Regions from separate parts of the Mus musculus genome. Here all the other regions are linked to region 1. The links are chromatin loops, found by intact Hi-C in ENCODE. Cell type or tissue: heart. All regions are shown on one strand.

Region 1 (5,000 bases):
GGTGTTCTCATAACCCAGAAAGACAGGGGTATCCTGGACTTCCCTGCTCTTCAGATCTGATTACCCTGCATCCCTGAACAAAGGGAGTCAGAAGGGAGAGCAGTAGGAGAGTGCTCGCAGTAGGTGAGTGCTCACAGTAGGTGAGTGCTCACAGTAGGTGAGTGCTCACAGTCGCTCCTTCATCTCCAGTGATCCTCTTGCCTGGATCAGGACTTGGGAGATTATACACCAAGTGTGGGAATTCACTCTGGGCTCTGCAGATGAGACCAGCAAGGAGAGCCAAGGTCAGCAACAGCAGCATGGCTCCCGAGGGTTCAGGACCCAGAGGGAGGTGCCAAGACTTCATGAAGCTCTGAGGAAGACATGGGGTGTCAGAGGTCTCCAGGCCTCAGACTGAGACAAGAGAACACCGGGGAACCCTGTTTCCCATCGTCTCAAAGGCTTCATGAGAGCCCAGGGATGGCTTCATCCCATGCCCACACTGTGACCCCAGTGTCACTGTGCTAACACTCTGACTAAGCTCTGAGAAAGCCAACCATATTGTCACAGTACACCTGGAGAAACCCCACATTTCAAAGCCCTCCATCCATCCGGCACAGTTCAGTCTCTAGCTGGCTCCACCCATTCCCCCTTTCTTCCTCTGGCGTCTCCTGCTGCACCAGGCCAGGTCTCACTCAGCTCCTGCCTTACCTGGGCTGAGCCCCATGACTTGTCCCTTTACAACCTGGTGACACCCAGCCATGCATCATGTGGGACTTTGGTTCAACCTTGGGAAGAATGTGAGGTGTATCCAGGACATTGAGGACATTGCACTTCTGTCCCACCCACAGTCCCTGAATAAAGGAGCCTCTTATTTGTGCCATCTGTTAAAGTGATCTGTTGTTGAGAATCCCAGTAGATAGCTGCCTTTGGAGACTATCCCCGAAGGACACAGCCCCCTATGTCCTCTGCTGGGCTGCAGTCTGCTGCACCCCATCCCCCACTTCCCAGAACCAGTCCTTCCATCTCCCACTGATTGGCCAGGGTTCCCAGCACAGCCTTAGTCCTCCAGGGAGCTCTGAGACTGGCCTTGCCATGATACCTATTTACAGCTGAGACACCAAGTGCTTTAGGCCCTGATAGCAGTCACAGTGGCTCAGTTTGGTCAGCCTTGAGACTCTTCATGGGATAGTGTGATGCATAGGAGCTCCATGGAAATGCAGTCTGGGAGCCCAGGAAAGGAAGCCAAGAAAAAGCACAGAGGGCTGACTTGGGCTGGGTCAGGAAGCCTCACCTTCAGGTTTACTGCTGCTGTAAGCCCTTCCTTCTGTTTGTCTAAGGCAGCTTCCTGGGAAGAGGAGGAAGGGTCGGGGCTGCAGAAAGCTTGTCTAGGGATTTATGTAGATCAAGCAGGGAGACAGCATTATTTGTCCATCTTGGAGCTGAGAACAAAGGATAGACTTTTATTTCACTGAACACATGAGCAAGCTCAGAGGGAAGATGTGGCTCAGGTCCTCCATGGAGACCTGGAAACCAGGCTGAACAAACATCTTCTTCCAACATGGCCTTTCCCTTCCAAATAACGGGGTCAGAACCCAGCAGTCACCTGGTCTCCACTGGCTAGATGGGCCACTTTCCCATCAAAGGGCTCTGCTGTGTTTCCAAGGACTGCTCTCCAAGAAAGGGCTGCGGACAATGGTCCTGAAGGTTCCCAAGAACTGCAGATTAGCTAAGAACACTTTCTGCCCTGCTCTAAAGAAGGTCCAGCTCCTGGAAGGGAGGAGCCTGTGAGAGATCAGTGATCCCTAGGTGGCTTCTTGTCAGGGAGGAAATCTGAACTTGAACTTGTCCAGGGAACTAGGTATTACCCAGAGCATGGGCCTTTGTTCTGGGAGCTAGTTGGTGCCATGATGCTGTGGAGTGTTACTGCCCTCTAGTGGAGAAAGGCAGAGATGCGGGTACACACTAGGCAGTGCTGGCCCTGACTTCCTTCTTTGAACTTCATTAAGGACTAGAATTCTTGGCCTGGAGGACCAAGCTAGAGCAGAGGCAGGGACAGAGCCATGGCAAGATTGAGTTTAGTTAAAATATGGCTCTGAGGAGTATAGCTGGGGTTCCTCACCCTGCCCAACTCCTCTCCCATTCTGCTCACTGGATTCCCAGATGATCTAGTGGGTGTCAGAGCAGGGTCTGTTTGCTAGGGCTCCAAACCTAGGAGCCAAGAGTCTGTACTCCCTATAGACTCTATAACCCTGGCCCCAAATCGCTCTGGGGTCATCCAAATCCATTTATATATTGTGGGAGTTTAGCAAATATGAGTTTATTATTATAGCAAACATAACAGTAAATTCATTATTTAAGAAAAATTACTATTTAACCTATTTTATTTTATATATGATTAATTTTAAAATAATTTTTCATGTTTTATTCTTATGTGTAGGAATGTTTTACATACATTTTGTGCTCTCATCCCTGTGCTCTCAGATGTCAGAACAGGGCATCTGATCCCACTGAAACTGGAGTTACAAATGGTTGGGTGCTGAGAACTCAACCCAGTCTTCTGCAAGAGCAATAAACGCTCTCGGTCACTGAGCCATAGCTCCAGACCCCCTTTAATTCATTTTATTTGCTTATTCTCTTTTGAAATAGTGTCACTATGTAGCCCAGGGTAGCATGAAACTCATGGCAATCCTTCTGCCTCAGGTTCCCAAGTACTGGGATCATAGGAGTGAAATGTCATGCCCGGATCATTTAAACCATGTTAAAGTGTACATTCAGTCCTGTGTAGCCATTGTTTTCAATAGATTCTGGAACTTTTTGTTATCCCACATGGAACACAATAAACAGCCTCAGTATTTCATCTCCGTTCTTTTAATGAGGTATTTTTTAATTTTATGTGTGTTTGCTCTCTTATCTGGCTGACCTTTACACAGGGATATCTTCCGCCTCATTGCATGCACACAGCCATTTGTGCAGTTTGCTTTATAGCTTTGTCTAGCTTTCTGGGGCTTAGTCTCCCTTCCTTCTTTTGACTTCGTTACTCAGTTGTATTTTCCCGTTCAGGCTTAAGCAACTTTATTGTGGTTATGGCTCACCAGCAGTAAAAAGTGTGTATGAGTCAGGTGTAGCGAGTACAGATGTTTTCCCAGCATTCAGTGGGTCAAAGGGGGAGGAGCTGAGTTCAAGACTAGCCTGGGCTACAGAGTGAAACCCTGTCAAAAAGAAACAAAACAATAAACAACAAACGCAGCTATGATGACTGCAGTCAGAAGACTTTTAGTAAATGTCCACACTCCCATATCTTCTGCTGCCATTAAAAGTGGAAAAGTTACCTCCAAAAGTCTCCCTGACATTCAGTGTGCCCCCATCAGAGTTCCAGGCAGCCAACAATCTGTTTTCTGCCACCTCTTGTATTCAGAGTCCTTCATCTGATACTGTGTGTCTGAGAATCTTCTGTTTTGTAGTTCTCTTGTGTCCTAACTAACTCTCCTGCTGCTGTGACAAAATACTCCACAGAAGCAACCTGAGGAGGAAATGGCTTACTTTAATTCACAAACTAAGGTTCTGGGGAGGTCAAGGTTTAAAGCTGCTAGTCATATTCCATCCATAACAAGGTTGCAGAGAGCTATGAGTATAAGCCGCTTCTCAGTGCCCTGCCTCTATTTTATACAGTCTGGAAACCCCCTGCACAGAGAATGGCACTGCCCACAGTGGGCAAGATTTCCAGTATCAGTTAGCATGATGAAGATCATCTCTGGAGCTTGTCTCCAATCTCCCTGTGATTTTAGATCTCAACAAGTTGTTGATTGAGATTAACTGTCATAGGTAATCTTTTGTCTTTTTTTTTCTTAATTTATCACCCATTTTTAAAAATTCATTTATTAGGTGGTGACCATGTGCACTATTTGTTGGGGACTGGTAAGTCTTGGAGGGAGAGAGGTTTTTACTCTTCTTGAAGTGGAATTAATGCTTCCTACTGAAAGTGAAAATGTTTAAAACCAGCTGGGTATGATGACACACACCTGTAATCCCAGCGCTCTGGAGCTAGAGGCTATAGGTCAACCTCAGCTACATGACAATTTCAAGGCCAGCCTGACCACATAAGACCTAGACTCAACTCCCACCCTAGCCACAAAACAAAGGGGGGAAAGAAACTGCCAACCAGCTCTCAAAGCAGCAGGGCTTCTGGCGCTTCACACAGAATGGAAGCTCTTCGCAGCCACTCGCCATCCTGGCTAAAGTTGGTGTCATTAGTGTTTCTCACTGTGTCTTCATTAGTCCCTTTCCCATAGTTGTGATCTGAGAGTAGGACCAGCAAGGCGACTCAGCAGATAAAGGTGTTTGCTACCAAGCCTGAACGATCCCTGGGACCACATGGAAAGAGAACGCTAACTCTCACTCTGCCTTACAGTCGTGGGTATGACCCAGACACACTAACTCTCAGAGATGTTCATAGACATACATTAATCCAACAGCCTCTTCTTGCTTCCGCACCCACCTACAACCTCCCCCCCACCCACCACATGCTCATACACATAATTTAAAATAAAAAAGTACTTTTAAGTAAATCTTTAAGATCACATGAGAGGTGGAGTAGCAATTGGGATATAAAGTAAATAAATTAATTATTTAATGGAAAAAAAATCATATGAGAGGCCAGGTGGTGGTAGACTTAGGAGGCAGATGCAGGTGGATCTCTCAATGCACAAAACAAAGAAACAAACAAGCAACCAAGCAAGCAAGCTCATGAGAGAACGTCTTCAGGGACGGCTTTGTCGGCTCACAGTCTGGGAGCTCACAGTTCTCGGTTGCTTAATCCCGCAGGCTTGAGCCGAGCATCACAGCAGTGACTGTGACGTTTTTAATTGTCAACTTGACACAATCTAGAATCACCTGAGAGACACACCCCTTCAAACATTAACTGAGGCAAGAAGTCAAAAAGCCTTCTCTCCCTTGGGTTGTTCTGGACAGTGTCAGTCAGCACAGAGAGAAGTAGAAGGCAGACGGTGGCCAACGTCCTC
Region 2 (5,000 bases), 87 kb before region 1:
TTAGGGCCCTTGGCTCAGGCCTAAGGACATCCCAGAAGGAAAGGGCACCATAGAGCTGATTTCTCTGGTCCCTGGATGTCTCGGCAGGACTTGGCTTGCTGCATCCACTCCAGCTCCTTCCCCTGTACATAACTTGGTTGCCAGCCCAGCAGTGACTTCATGTACATTCTATACACAGCCTCAGTGAATGGTATTGACAATGCCTCCATCCACTGAATCCTGTGATACTGTTGATTGCCTGTGATGTTAGCATGGGGCTGCAGCTGGGAGCTATTGACAGTGATGTCTCAGGCACATTAGGTGCCCCAGGACACCCCTGTTCCCACACCCTATGCCATTCCTCCCAGGAGAGGAGGATCCAGGGGTCTGTCTCTCTGTCTTCCATCCCCCACACAGGTCTGCCATCTCCCAACACTCTCCAGGAAGTGCAGGTAGCTATTATCAACAACAGCATGTGTAACCATATGTACAAAAAGCCAGACTTCCGCACGAACATCTGGGGAGACATGGTTTGCGCTGGCACTCCTGAAGGTGGCAAGGATGCCTGCTTTGTAAGTGTCACCTCATACCACCATGCTCTTCTGGGCCCAGTACCCTAGCTCCAACTTCCACCCAACGGAGTTTTCATATAGGGCCTCATTTCATCTCAGGATTTAGACAATGGCCCCACTTTGCAGATGAAGAAATTGAGGGCCTACTGCTGTCAGGGCTAGGAGTAGTATCCTCACCCAGTCTGTCAGCCCCATAGCACCTCCTTCTCCCCTAGCCCCTCTGCTGGTCCTACTTGTCATCTCCCAGGCTTACCTATGTTGCTTCTCAGGGTGACTCGGGAGGACCCTTGGCCTGCGACCAGGATACGGTGTGGTATCAGGTTGGAGTTGTGAGCTGGGGAATAGGCTGTGGTCGCCCCAATCGCCCTGGAGTCTATACCAACATCAGTCATCACTACAACTGGATCCAGTCAACCATGATCCGCAATGGGCTGCTCAGGCCTGACCCAGTCCCCCTGCTACTGTTTCTCACTCTGGCCTGGGCTTCCTCTTTGCTGAGGCCTGCCTGAGCCCACACGTGTACGTCACACCTGTGAGGTCAGGGTGTGTCTCTTTTGTATCTTGCTTGCTAATAAACCTGTTAATATTTTCCTATCTTTCCTTGAACTCTGATGGCCTCCTGTTGAGGCCCCTCCATTTCTCTCAATCCAAGACCTCTATCTAACAGTAACCTCTACAATCCTGACCCACCTACATTAGCCACGTTTTGGTTGCAAACAGTAGCATCCTCTCTGTTTAGTGCAATTACAAAAATCACTATTTGTGGTTGGGTGTGGTGGCACCTGCAACTCCAGAACATGGGAGACGGAGACAGGAGGATCGTGCATCTTCTGCAAGCACCAGTACCCAGGAGAGTGAGGGGTTGTGGTCCCTGCTCCTAACAGCACAGGCTGAGTTCTCTTAGTACATCAAATGGGCGCTCACAGCTACATGGTGGCTCACAACCATCTGTAATGGGATCTGATGCCCTCTTCTGTCATGCAGGCAAACATACAAATAGAACACTCATACATAATAAAATACATAATACATAAATAATTTTTTTAGATGGTGGCAGGGGCTGGGGAAATTGCTCAGTGAGTCTTTCCTGTTTTCTTTTTGAGACATGCTCTGAGGTTCTCTGGCCACCTCTCCTTCCTGGTCCTGGAATCACAGCACCCACAAACCTCATCTTTTGTTGATGAGGGACCAGTACATAGTGTGCCTGGCACTGCACCAACACAGGACGAACGCTCAGACTCCTCGGGACCCGGCCATGCCTCACAGCACCGATCAATCCCCATAGGGGCAAAGCCAAGGAGGTTCACCTTCTGTTCTGTATCGAAGTGTCTAAGATCAGAAGGAGATGGAAGGCAACAAGAGGGACATGAACTGAAGTCCCTAGGAAATTCTAGGAGGTTCCCTGACTAGGCAACCTCACTCTGACCCATCAACCATCCATGTGTAAGCCAGGGCCTGAGGTCATGGGAAAAGCCAAATTCCCTGCTGGGTGACCACATAGATTAGCCTCCTGCATGTCCATCGCTGACCACCAGGGGACAGCCATGGCCTTGCATATTTACATCTAATAGTTAATTTCTGGAAAAGTTGGTGAGGCCACAGGGGCTAAGTGGAAAAGAGGCAGATGGTGGCTCAAGGGAACATGTCAAAAACAAAAGGAAGATCACAGCTACCAAGTGATCCTTATGTGTACGGTCAGGAGCCAATGGCATGCTGCTGAGAGACTGGAAAGGGCAGCCTTCTAAGTAGAGAAGTTTACGGGAAGCAGAGAGCTGGGAGCCTAGGGGTGGGGTGGGGAGGGCAGGCCCCCACAATGGAGAAGATGGTGATCTGGACGGGGCAGATGTCTGAGGAACCCTCAGTGGATGGGATGTTGGTAGTGAGTCGGGCATGGGGATAGATACATTAACTAGAACAGGGCTTTGGAACTTTCTGCACTTTTGACCTTTTGACTATTTTTCCCTGAATGGGGTGGTGTTTTTGTCTGTTTGTTTTAAAGAGATCTATCTGTAAATTTTAATTATGTGTATGCATGTGTCTCCATGTGGAGCTATGTACGTACATTGGAGGACAATTGCGTGCAGAAGCCGGAAAGAGTGTTGGATCTCCAGGACCTGGAGTTACAGGCAGTTTTAAGGAACTGCCATCTGGTGGAAGTGCTGGGAATTGAACTTCCTTGGCTAGAAAAGCAATTATGCCCTAACCACTGGATTATCTTCCCAGGCCCTCAATGGGAAATGATTATGGGACTCTAGTATATGAGTATGTAAAATAGTTGTACAAATGCACTGATAATAGATAGCAAAGAACCATATTTTAAAACAGTTATTTGGTATATGCAAGTTTTACCATTTAAAACTATTTATTCACGTGTGTTTGTGTGTGTTCTTAGGGAGGTCAGGAGGAGGTCTCAGATCCTCTGCAGCTTGTGAGACACTGATGTGGGTTCTGGGGACAGAACTCTGACCCTCTGGAAGGGCAACAAGAATTCCAGCCCCCTTTCACCATTTAAAAATGATTTATTTGTTTATTATGTATTTTATTGTGCACAAGTGTTCTGTTTGCATATATGCCTGCATGACAGAAGAGGGCATCAGATCCCATTATAGAGTGTCATGAGCCCCCATGGTTGCTGAGATTTGAACTTGGGACCTCTGGAAGAGCAGCCAGTATTCTAAACCACTAAGCCATCTCACCAGCCCCCTTTCACCATTTTTAAAAGAGTGCAAATCTGTGTGCTAATTGAGATACTTATTTCTCTACAATCCAAAGATACAACTCCTGTATACCTAACATGCTGAAGAATGACATGGGAAAATATTTTGTTTCCTGTAATTAAACTATTACTTTTCCATAAGAGCAGAGCACATTGTGTGCACAGCAACAACCATTGCAGTTAAGAGCATACAATAGTCTTGAATCTGAGCCCAGGCACTTCAGGCAGCTTTTCTTGATGTTGTGTGGTACAACATGTGCAGGACTCAAAGCACATTGTGTGTTTAGAATGGAGACTACAGTGAGGTCCCAGGATACGGTGTGGACAAGGGCCGCCAGAGGTCCCAGGATGCAGTGTGGACAAGGGCTGCCAGAGACACTTCACCTTCCTTATGAGTTTCATTATTTAGTCATCACACTCTCAGAAATCTTTTACGTGTGACACCCCCACTCTCACATCCAGTTCCACCTAGCTAGGTGTTTGAATGTGCTAAGCATTGTCCCCCACTGTCCCTTTGTTCCCAGTTGATCTTGGGCGGCTTGGGAGCAGGGAGGTGAGTCTAAGGCCTTGTCCTGAGGATTGGAGACCCAGTTGGGGTGAAAACAGATTAGAAGAAAAATGTCAGAACCTAAAATCATGTTCCCGAGCATCTCCATCTTCCTAGCTGCTGGAGCAGCATCTTCAGAGCTCCTTTTGTCTTATCCTCAGCTGAGCTTCAACACCAAGCACCCAGACTCCCCCTCGCAAGGGTGCAGGTGGGCCTATCCCACCTCTTATAACCTAGCTCTGACCTACATGCGCTCCTCCATTTCATATTTTGAACTGAGGATAGCTTGTAGGAATCAGTTCTTTCCTCCTATCATGTGGGTCCTGGGGATAGAACTCAGGTTGGCAGGCTTGGTGGCAAGCACTATTACCCACTGAGCCATTTCACTGACCCACAAATGGAATTTTAATTATGTTAATGATGATGCAATACATGCGATTGGCACTTTAGTTTTCTAATACAGTGTTTTAAAGAGTTTTCTGGGTCAGAGTGTAACAAAAATGCTTATGACAGAGAGAGGCACCCAGTAGGGATTTTGGCGAAGGTTGCTGGGTTTTTCAGTGATATAGAAATAACTTGCCCTCCCAATCTTCTTAGTGTCTTTTCCTGGCAGCATTGACAGGAGTCTATGTACAAGGATAGCCTCTGTCCCTCACTGTACAGATATGCCATTTGACTTCTGGTCCTTTGCCTTCCCCTCCCATCAGTCTCGTATGGTTCCTGTGGTGCCAGGGATCAGCTGGGGATATGTGGAGGAGCCAGCTTCCTTCTTGGCCCCAGAAATCACACCCTGGCTAGAATTTCCCAAGACCAGAGCTATGAACCGAAGATCTGGCCTCCTAGTAAGGACAGAAGCTTGCTATAGTTGGCTGGCATGGGGTTGTGGATATGGCTCTGAGTGGGTTGCAGATGGAGACCCAGTTATCTAGTGTCTAGAGGAGTCTTTTCTAGCCCTATATCAGGAGAGGGAGGAGACCAGAGCCATGTGTTATAACCATCTCCTACCACACGGACTAAGCAGGCCAAGGCCCACCTCTGTTGAAGGAGAAGGCCCCATTGTTCCATCCCTGGCACAGTGCACCCTGGGTTGTGCCCAGGGCAGTTGATAAATGCCCAGTAAATCCCTCTTTGGGGGAGTCCTGATCCCGAGGGACAAAAGGCCTGTGTTGAGCATTCCTTAGTGTAG
Region 3 (5,000 bases), 190 kb before region 1:
ATTCTTACGAAGTTGTAGCTTTGGCTTAAGTGCGTCTTTAGGCCTGTGACCTTCAGAACTTTCTTTTTTACATTTTAAGTATTTTATTTCTTTATTTTTTATTTTTATTTTTATTTTAAGACAGGGTTTCTCTCCGTAGCCCTGGCTGTCTTGGAATGCTCTCTATAGACCAGGCTGGCCTCAAACTCAGAGATCAGCCTGCCTCTGCCACCCTAGCACGGTGAGTACTGGGATCAAAGGCATGCGCCACTGCCACCCAGTTTTCTTCCTTCCTTCCTTTCTTTTTTATTTTTTAAAAAACATAACTCTGACATATTTTAAGTGTATTTTTAAAATGTATTTGGATGTTCTGTCTGCATGTGTATCTGTACACCATGTGCATTTCTGGTGCCTGTGGAGGCCAAAAGAGGGCATAGGATCTCCTGGAGTTGCCCAGAGTTATGAACCACCATGTGGGTGCTGGATATCAAGGCTGGGTCCTTTGGAAGCAGCCCAATGGTCTTCATAACTGAGCCAGTTCCAAAGAACATTCTTTTTTTTTTTTAAGATTTATTTATTTATTATATGTAAGTACACTGTAGCTGTCTTCAGACACTCCAGAAGAGGGCATCAGATTTCGTTACGGATAGTTGTGAGCCACCATGTGGTTGCTGGGATTTGAACTCTGGACCTTCGGAAGAGCAGTCGGCACTCTTAACCACTGAGCCATCTCGCCAGCCCTCCAAAGAACATTCTTATGCAGCACGTTGAAACCCTTAGATACCCCCCTCTCCCAATCCAGGACTATCTGAGATTTGAAATAGTGACAATAACAGATCGCATATTTAAATAAGAATCCAGGAGCTGAATGTGTGTGGCACAAATGAAACAGAAGCAAGAGAATCAGGAATTCAAGTCTTTCATCAGCTACATAGTGAATGTAAGGCAAGCCTGAGCTACATGAGACCCTGGGTTTTAAAAACAACAATATAGGTGAATAAGTAAGTAGAAGAGAAAGATAAGGGTTTTGGTTTTGGTTTTGGTTTCAGAAATCTAAAAGTTAAAAAACTTTTAACTTTTAGAGAGAAAATGGGAAGCCCTGTGTGGCGGGGCAAGCCTGTAAACTCAGAATTGCGGAGACAGAGGCAGGAGAATGAGGCCATCCTGGGCTACACAGCGAGTCCTGGAAGCTGATTCTTCATAGACTGTCTCCAAAAACAAACCGTTTTGAAAAGAAACACTGTTAGGTAGTGGCTCTCAACCTTCCTAAAGCCGTGACCCCTTAATACAGTTCCTCATACCGTGGTGACCCCCAACCATACGATTATTTTTGTTGCTACTTCCTAACTGTAATATTGCTAGTTATGAACCATAATGTAAATATTTTTGGAGATAGAGGTTTGTCAGGGAGGTTGTGACCCACAGGTTGAGAACCACTGCCTTAGCGATTCTCAGCACTTAAACAGCTCTTTACAGAGGACAAAATTCAGTTAGGAAATCTGACACCCTCTTTGGCCTCCTCTAAAATCAGGCATGTACATATTATAGACACATGCATGCAGGCAGATGCTCATACGCGTGAGATATCCTGTCTCAAATAGCTAACAAATAAGTAAATAAATAGACAGGCAGACAGATCTTTGAAAACAAACAAAATTGAGTGTGGTGGCCACATCTGCAATCCCATCCCTTGAGGATTTTGAGACAACCTCAAACACAGAATAATGCCAGTTTGGCCTGGTATGATGGTCCACATTTGGACTCCTAGCTACTTGGGAGGTAAGGGAAGAGTAATCAGGAGTTTGAGGACACAAGGAGCCCTGTTTTGAAAGCCGAAGTTTAAGAACAGGGATGGTGATGGCTCACCTGTAATCCCACTAATTGGGAGGCAGAAGCAGGAGGATTTCTCCCCCAGGGAGGACGCTTGCTCTGCCTTGAACCTCTTTCTTGCTTTTAACATAGCTGAAACCGTCCTGGGATTAGCAGGCTTCCACGGTTGCCTTGCTGTCCCTTCACCTCAGAGTTAATGCAGCACCCCGCACCCACAGGTCTACTGTTATCCACACATCTATTCTGTACATGAGCGGAACTATAAGCCCTCTGCAATATGATAATCTCAAATCTGGGCTCTCAGCTCTCCTTCCCATGCACTGTTTGCTCCTTATGGTCTTTACACTGAGAAATTCAGTAGCCCAAATAGACAGAGATTCCTTCCCTGGTAGTGTTAGTTTATGTAGTGTGGGAATGGGGCAGGAAGTGGGGGCAATAAATCTAATACACTATACGTGCAAGAAGCCACGTACCTTTAAGGAGCGAGCCCTTGCTCTGCCACTGCAGAACTGAGAGTGGTAATCCAGGACCGCACTCCAGGAGGCGCTCACAACCCGTGCTCTTTAGAGATGCTGGACCGGCGCGAGAGCGCGCCCCCATCTATGTAGTCACCAAAACAAGTGTGAGACAGAGTCCCTGAGTGAAGATTTAGGAGAACTGGATAGAGCGGGCCACTCTAGCCCATAGGCTAGATACATAGGCTGGAGTTTGCACACAAAGGTTAGGGTAGCCTTGTTCCTGTTGGGCTCCTCTTCTCCCTGGCTTCTCTCTAGTCATTCTCTCAACTCTGCCCTCAGGCTTGTGTGTGTGTGTGTGTGTGTGTGTGTGTGTGTGTGTGTGTGTCCCTGTGGGCGTGTCCCGTGTGTGGAGGCCAGAAGTCAAAATTGGGTGCTTTCCTCAATTGCGTTCCCTCTTATTTTTTGCACCTCGGTCTCTTACTGTCTGAAGCTTGTTGATTTGGCTAGACCGACTGCCAACATGCTGCAGAGATCTTCCTACCTATAGAGCCCTGGGGTTATAGGACCGAACCACAGCATCATGTTTTGTTTTGTTTCCTTTTTTGTTTTTTTAAGTTTTATTTTTATTCCGGGCGTGGTGGCGCACGCCTTTAATCCCAGCACTCGGGAGGCAGAGGCAGGCGGATTTCTGAGTTCGAGGCCAGCCTGGTCTACAAAGTGAGTTCCAGGACAGCCAGGGCTATACAGAGAAACCCTGTCTCAAAAAACCAAAAAAAAAAAAAAAAAGATTTATTTTTGTTTTTATATGAGTACACTGTAGCTGTCTTCAGACACACACCATTAGAGTGCATCAGACTCCATTACAGATGGTTGTGAGTCACCATGTGGTTGCAGGGAATTGAACTTAGGACCTCTAGAAGAGCAGTCTCTCCAGCCCTAAAATTTCTATTTTTTTTAAATTGGTAATTTTTTTTAATTTACATTTCAACTGTTATCCCCTTTCCCTGCCCCCAAACCCCTATCCCACACCCTCTCCCCCTGATTCTATGAGGGTGTTCCCCCACCCACTCACTCACCCACTTCCACCTCCCTGCCCTCGATTTCCTCTACACTGGGGCATCGAGCCTTCAGAACCAACGGCCTCTCCTCCCATTGATGCCCGACAAGGCCGTCCTCTGCTACATATGTAGCTGGGGCCATAGGTCCCTCCATGTGTGCTCCTTGGTGGTTTAGTCCTTGGGAGCTGGGGGGGGGGTGTCTGGTTGTTGTTCTTCCTATGGAGTTACAAACCCCTTCAGCTCCTTCAGTCCTTTATCTACCTCCTCCAATGGGGACTGCTAGAAATCAGTCCTCACAATTGAGCAGCAGAAACATTTGCCGACTGAGCAAGCTCCCTAACCTCAGGTCCTGTCCCATCACCTCAGTCTCCTAAATGCTGGGATAAAGGAATAACTACCACACCCTGCCCAGATCCACTGACCATCTGACAAAACCAGACAACCAAAAGCACACGGCAAAAGAGAAACCAAAGTGGACTCTATTTAAAAAGCAGAATTAGGACAAAAGAGCTAGCTTCCAGGATTGGAGCAGAACAGCAATATTACAAACAATAAGCCCTCATGGGGGTGGAGTAACCAGCCACTCCTGGTTAAGAGCACTGCTGCTCTTCCAAAGGACCCAGGTTCAATTCCCAGCAACCACATGTGGCTCATAATCTCCTGTGACTGTGCTTTCCGGGAACCTGAACACCCTCTCACCTCCAAAGGTGCTGCACGCACATACTATACAGACAGACAGACAGGCAAGATTAATAGAGGATATTTAAAATAAAAAACAACCCCACAGCCCTTGTAAAAGCAATACAGCAGAATGGCAGGAGAGAAGAGTTTCTGAGGCAGGCAGTTCTGAAGACATGTTTGGATCACAGGGCCTCTATAGCCTTCATTGAAAAAGATGATGTCTCTCATACCCAGAGTGGTTTTCAAAGAGTAAGGACTGTAAGTGAAAGAGCTGGAGGCCAAAGCCTTGGCCTTTGAATCTCTGAGAGTTCCCAACTTGGGGATTGGAAGGCATCTCTGCTTCCCTTTCTCTCCAGGCCGTGTGTGTGTGTGTGTGTGTGTGTGTGTGTGAGATCTCTTGGGTTACCTTGCACTCTTGTGAGGAGTCTGTGTAGATCCTTGACAAGTCAGGTGCAGCTCGTCCTTCCTCGGTCGGGAGGAGGCGGGGGCGCTGTGCCTGGGAGCCGCCAACACGAGGGCCTTCTAGAGGGCAGCCTTAAGTCAGGAAGGGCAGTAGCGCATGGTAACCGTGGTGCATTAGGATGGAGGGAATCTGAGGCCCCTTGTACAGGGAAGAGTCAGACAGGAGATTGGGTTGTCCTGGGTCCAGAGGAGGAGTTCTTGGTGCCCCATTTCAGGCTTCCAGCAGCACAAAGACTAGGGAACCACTTGGAGTTATGCCAAGAGTCCATTTTCTAGGCCAAGGGAGCCCAACCATGAGGCTAGGAGTTGGAGGCCTCAAGAGAGACTGCACCAGGTCTAATGGCTCAGGCCAGGCAAGTTTGGGATAGGACGGGAAGTCAGAAAGTTCTGTTTTACACCTACCTCAGCCAAGCAGTGGTGGTCCTTGAACTTGGAAGGCAGAGGCAGGCAGATCTGAGTTCGAGGCCTACATGGTCTACAGAGGGATTTCTCAATCCTATCTGGAAAAAAACAAAAACAAAAACAACAACAA
Region 4 (5,000 bases), 110 kb before region 1:
GACAATAGTGATGAGACCCTAAGGATGTGACTAGAAATGTGAGCTGTAACTTCTAGCTAAAGCACTTCAGCAGAAGAGATGAATGGTAAAGCAGACCTAGCTAATGAAGAAAGGCTTAAGAGGAGCAGAGGTGAGGACTGTGGGGCTGAGATATTGGAGCAAAAGGAGAGTATGGAACATTAGCTCTGCATTTGCAGCATTTTCAAGTCTGGAGTCAGGGCTGGAGTCTCTTCCTATTGTTATAGTAATATGTAATAAATGCTTTCCACAATAAAACCTGGGCAGATGATGGCTCAGGCAATACAGTGATGGCTAATCTTGGTTGTCAACTTGATGAAATTTAGAGTCAATAAGTCCAAACAGTTGGGCACACTTGTGGGGGATTTGAGGTGGGACGGAATAACCTGGAAATCTGGACCATACCTTCTGGTGGCAGCCTACTTAAGAAAGCTCTTGCTTTTGCCTGCTTGTCCTCTGTGGCAAGTTCATCTATCCCGATGCTGTTGTGTTCCTTTGCTGATATTAATACCTGCTTCTTCAGGACGCTAACAGACTAAAGACCAGTTGAGACATCCATCTTCATGGACCGAATAACTGCTGGATTCTTGGTCTTCCTTTTGAGAGACTATAATTATTGGACTAGTCAGGCCACAGCTTGTAAGCCACTTTAATAATCTTCTTTTAACACACATGAGTGCACTCTCACCACACATACACACACCAGTTCTGCTTCTTCAGAGAACCCTGATTAATACAGCTCTCCAGAACCCATGTAAGAAGCTGGTACAATGGCCTATGTCTGTAATCCCAGGGCTAGAGGCATAGACATGAGCATCCCTGGGTCTTACTGATCCGGTAGTTTAGCTAAGTCAGTGAGCTCTTTTCTCAGAAAAGAAGGTGGAGAGCAATTGAGGGAGACACCCAGTGCCAACCTCTAGTCTCCACACATATGTGTACTCACATGTGTTCTCATCCATACATATAAATGCACAACACACTCAAATATATACACATGCGTTCACACACACATTTTTTTCCATGACAGTGTTAGTTGGGTGACAGAGATGGCTCAGTGGCTAAGAGAACTTGCTATTCTTGTGGAGGACCAGAGTTTGGTTCTCAATATCCACATTATAACTTAAAACCATCTGTACCTCTAGTTCCAGAGGATCTGGCACCCTCTTCTGGCAGCCAGAGGTATCAGGCACACAAACAGTGCTCATACATACCTGCAAGCAAAACACTCATGCACAAAAAAACCAATAAATTTAAAAAAAATTGTTAAACTAAAATAAAGGGTTTGAAAAATCCGAACAGCAAGCCAGGCTCTAGGACCCCCCATCCTGTTACAAAGCAGAGTGTGTTGAAGGCCTGTACAGGCCAGCTGTCTGTGTCAGGGAGGTATCCTAGGTTGTGAGGTCTAACGAGGGAGAAGCATGTGTTGGTTATTCCCAGAGCAACGCTTGTTGAAATAAGGAACAAGGTGGACATGCCTGGGAAGGAGGGGTCTACAGCTCCCTGCCATCCTGTTAAACCCTCCAGAGGCCCAGGGATATTTACCAGTACTGCACCCAGCAGGGAACCAGGTACCTGAAACACAGAAACGCTTGTGGATAGGTGTGAGACCTAAGGACCAGAGATTAACAGGATAGGCATTGGCTCTGGTCTTGGAGGAATTCTCCAACACAACTGCTTTTTCCTAATCCCCACTTTCCCTGCTGCCTCGTCCCTTCCCCCCTCCTCGTTCCCTTTCTTCCCTCCCCTTTCCTAGGGAGTATTGTATGACTTTTCCTGGGAAAGAAAATAACAGATCGGCCTATTCATCCAGACGGGACACCAATAACAGACACAGAGGTTCAGCCCACGTGTAGCCCAGTGAACGAGTGGGTTGATATGGGGGCTACTGATTAGAACATGGGTCACTCAAGGCAGCTGCATCACCGGAAGTACACACTAGATGAGAATGATTCAAAGTACAGGCAGCTCTGCCAGCAATGCACTCTGTCCTCTCAGAGTTCACTAACTGCTTTTATAACCCAAGGGAGGGCCTTTAGGAATCTTATCTGCAGTTCTTTGAGCACTTCCCTCGTGTGTGTGTGTGTGTGTGTGTGTGTGTGTGCGCATGCGCGCGTTGTCTACTTTATTTATTTATCACCCTTGCTTCCTTCTTTCCTTCCTTCCTTTCTTTTTTTTTTTTTTTTAAAGATTTATTTATTTATTATATGTAAGTACACTGTAGCTGTCTTCAGACACTCCAGAAGAGGGAGTCAGATCTCGTTACAGATGGTTGTGAGCCACCATGTGGTTGCTGGGATTTGAACTCCGGACCTTCGGAAGAGCAGTCGGGTGCTCTTACCCACTGAGCCATCTCACCAGCCCCTTTCCTTCCTTTCTTAAAGATTTATTTATTTCTGTTTTATATGTTTGAGAGTTTTTCCTGCATGGATCTAAGTGCATCACACGCATGCAGTACCCACAGAGGCCAGAAGAGGGCATCAGATCCCCAGAACTAAGGTTACAGATGATTGTGAGCAGCCATGTTTTCGGAATCCAAGCCTGTTCCTTAACAATAGCACTAAGTGCTCTTAAGCAGAGCGTCTCTCCGGCTCTCTACCCCCGTTTGTTTATTTTGAGACAGACTCTTTGGAGCCTGGGGCTTGCTGATGAGACTTGACTGGCCAGCAACCTCCAGTAATCTGTCTTTGCTTCCCTAGCAGACTACAAGAGCATGCCATCAGGCCTAGCTAGCCAGTACAGAAAGCATTTAACTGGGGGCTAGCTTATAGTTTCAGAGGATTAGCCCATGATCATCATGATGGAAGATAGGCAGGCATGGTTCTAGACAGTAGCTGAGAGCTTTATATCCTGATGCACAGGCAGCAGGCTGAGAGACATTGGCCTGGTGTGGACTATTGAAACCTCAACGTCTGCAGAGACTAAAGGAAAGGCCATCCAGAGACTGTCCTATCTGGGGATTCATCCCATACACAGTTACCAAACATAGACACTATTGTGGATGCCAAGAAGTACATGTTGAAAAGAGCCTGATATGATTGTCAGATATACCCTGCCAGAGCCTTACAAATACAGAAGTGGATGCTCACAGCCAACCATTGAACTGAGCGCAGGGTCCCCAATAGAGGAGTTAGAGAAAGGACTGAAGGAGTTGAAGGGATTTGCAACCCCACAGGAAGAACAACAATATCAACCAACCAGTCCCCCAGAACTCCCAGGGACTAGGACATCAACAAAGGAGTACACATGGCTCCAGCTGCATATGTTGCAGAGGATGGCTTTGTCATGAGTCAATGGGAGGGGAGGTCCTTGGTCCTATGAAAGCTTGATAGATGCCCCAGTGTAGGGGAATCAAGGGCTTGGAGGTGGGAGTGGGTGGGTGGGTGGAGGAACACTCTCATAGAAGCAGGGGAAGGGAGAATGGGATAGGGAGTTTTGGGTAGGGGGAACCGGGAAAGGGGATAACATTTGAAATATAAATAAAGAAAATATCCTGCTGGGCGTGGTGGCGCACACCTTTAATCTCAGCACTCGAGGCCAGCCTGGTCTACAAAGCGAGTTCCAGGACAGCCAGGGCTACACAGAGAAACCCTGTCTCGAAAAATCTAAATAAATAAATAAATAAATAAATGAATAAATAAATAAATAAATAAATAAATAAATAGAAAAAATAAAGAAAATATACAATTAAAAAAAAAAGCAACTTCAGCACCCACCCCATGGGATGTGGCACACCTCTTCTAACAAGGCCACACCTCCTAGTTCTTCTCAAATAGTTCTACCAACTGGAGACCAAGCATTCAAATATATGAGCCTAAGGGAGGTGAGGGGGGCATTCTCATTCAAACCACCATAAACTCAAACTCAGTATTGTAGCCTAGCTCTGAACTTTCGACTCAATTGTCTCTACCTCCTGAGCCCTGGAACTGCAGGTGTGTGCTACACCAGCTCATCTGGTTTATGCAGGTACTGGGGATCAAGCGCGGAGCTTTGTGCATGCAGGCAGGTACTCTAGCAACTGACCTATAGCCTAAGCCCTTGTTTTCTTTATTTTAAATTATAAATATATTGGTGAACACATTGCACACAGGATGGAGATGGATGTGGAGACTTTAATATTGGATAAGATGGGGTCTGGGACTGAAGCATAAAGCGACACTGCAGCTGGCGAAGTAATTACTGTGTACAGTTTCCATTTCAGTGGGGGCATCTGGGTGTTTGAAGGCCAGTGAGCCTTTCTGGGAACAATCCTTTTTGAAAGGAGTTGCCTAGAGACTGAGTGAAGGGCAGCCAACAGAAGAGAAGTTTCTAGAGAAGACAAATACCACAGGAGTCTGAAAGGATGTCCACATGCCTCATCCTCCAGCCCAATGCTGGCATGCCCTTCTGCCTAGAGCTAGGCCCATGGCTGCCCTCTGGTGGACAGCGATGGACACGAAGGCTCCCGAGGGTGCCAGGCATACTATACAATGATTCTGCATCAATGAAAGTTGAGGGCCGTGGATGCTGCGGTTCCTGGATCAGGAAGGGGAGGACCAGAGGACCCCAGAGCATGAAGCATGTAGGGAAGTCAGGGTCTCTGTGCCCAGGGACAGTGGACATGTGAGGCCTCTCCCAAGGCTGCAGGGCAGGTGTGGAGGCTGAGCCCCACCCCAGGGCAAGTCCTGAAACCACACCAGAGCTGCAGTCCCTCTTCCTCTTCCTGGAGTATTTGGCCCCAGCAGGTGTACCATGGAGCTGGCTCTGCCTGCCATCCTATTTACCTTCTTTCCTGGAGTTCTTCTGGGGAGTGAGGTCCTCCCAACCGACTCTGACAGCCCGTCTACCACGACAGGCAGGAGGAGCATTGACTTGGACTCAGGTGAGGTGGTGTATGGGGAACGGGAGCTTCGGGAAGATACGTAGAATGCAGGTTTTGTTGTTTGGGTGGCTTTTTTGTTTGTTTTGTTTTTAGTTTTATTCTGTTTCTTTTAGTTTTGATTCCT

What was found. Hi-C counts contacts between places; a loop is a spot of excess contacts. Peaks named below come from ENCODE experiments on the same cell type or tissue, not always from the same donor. Only the 100,000 strongest peaks of a DNase experiment are listed, where the experiment ranks them.
Region 2: a loop joins it to region 1, with 6 times the contacts of the local background. A loop is called at or near these places in 25 of 42 quality-filtered maps.
Region 3: a loop joins it to region 1, with 7 times the contacts of the local background. A loop is called at or near these places in 27 of 42 quality-filtered maps.
Region 4: a loop joins it to region 1, with 7 times the contacts of the local background. A loop is called at or near these places in 31 of 42 quality-filtered maps.

The regions. Positions count from the first base shown.
Region 1 is chr17:23,958,641-23,963,640 of GRCm38, forward strand. No RefSeq gene overlaps it. Among named protein-coding and RNA genes, the nearest start is that of Sbpl, 5.9 kb to the left of the region's middle. In heart, no CTCF peak of the experiment used is centred here; a DNase peak (open chromatin) is centred at 1,931; H3K27ac peaks cover 962 bases.
Region 2 is chr17:23,871,975-23,876,974 of GRCm38, forward strand. Prss21 (protease, serine 21) reads left to right here. Exons shown (of 6, transcript NM_020487.4): 5 at 397-551; 6 at 821-1,139. The coding sequence ends at 1,060. Among named protein-coding and RNA genes, the nearest start is that of Dcpp1, 6.4 kb to the right of the region's middle. In heart, CTCF peaks have their summits at 2,078 (motif pointing right) and 2,719 (motif pointing left); a DNase peak (open chromatin) is centred at 2,067; H3K27me3 peaks cover 433 bases.
Region 3 is chr17:23,771,903-23,776,902 of GRCm38, forward strand. It overlaps a transcript of Flywch1 not described here. Among named protein-coding and RNA genes, the nearest start is that of Flywch1, 2.8 kb to the left of the region's middle. In heart, a CTCF peak has its summit at 2,346; a DNase peak (open chromatin) is centred at 2,379; H3K4me3 peaks cover 257 bases.
Region 4 is chr17:23,849,051-23,854,050 of GRCm38, forward strand. It overlaps Prss32 (protease, serine 32), which reads left to right and starts at 4,722. Exons shown (of 5, transcript NM_027220.2): 1 at 4,722-4,876. The coding sequence starts at 4,747. In heart, CTCF peaks have their summits at 1,194 (motif pointing left), 2,482 (motif pointing right) and 4,436 (motif pointing left); no DNase peak of the experiment used is centred here.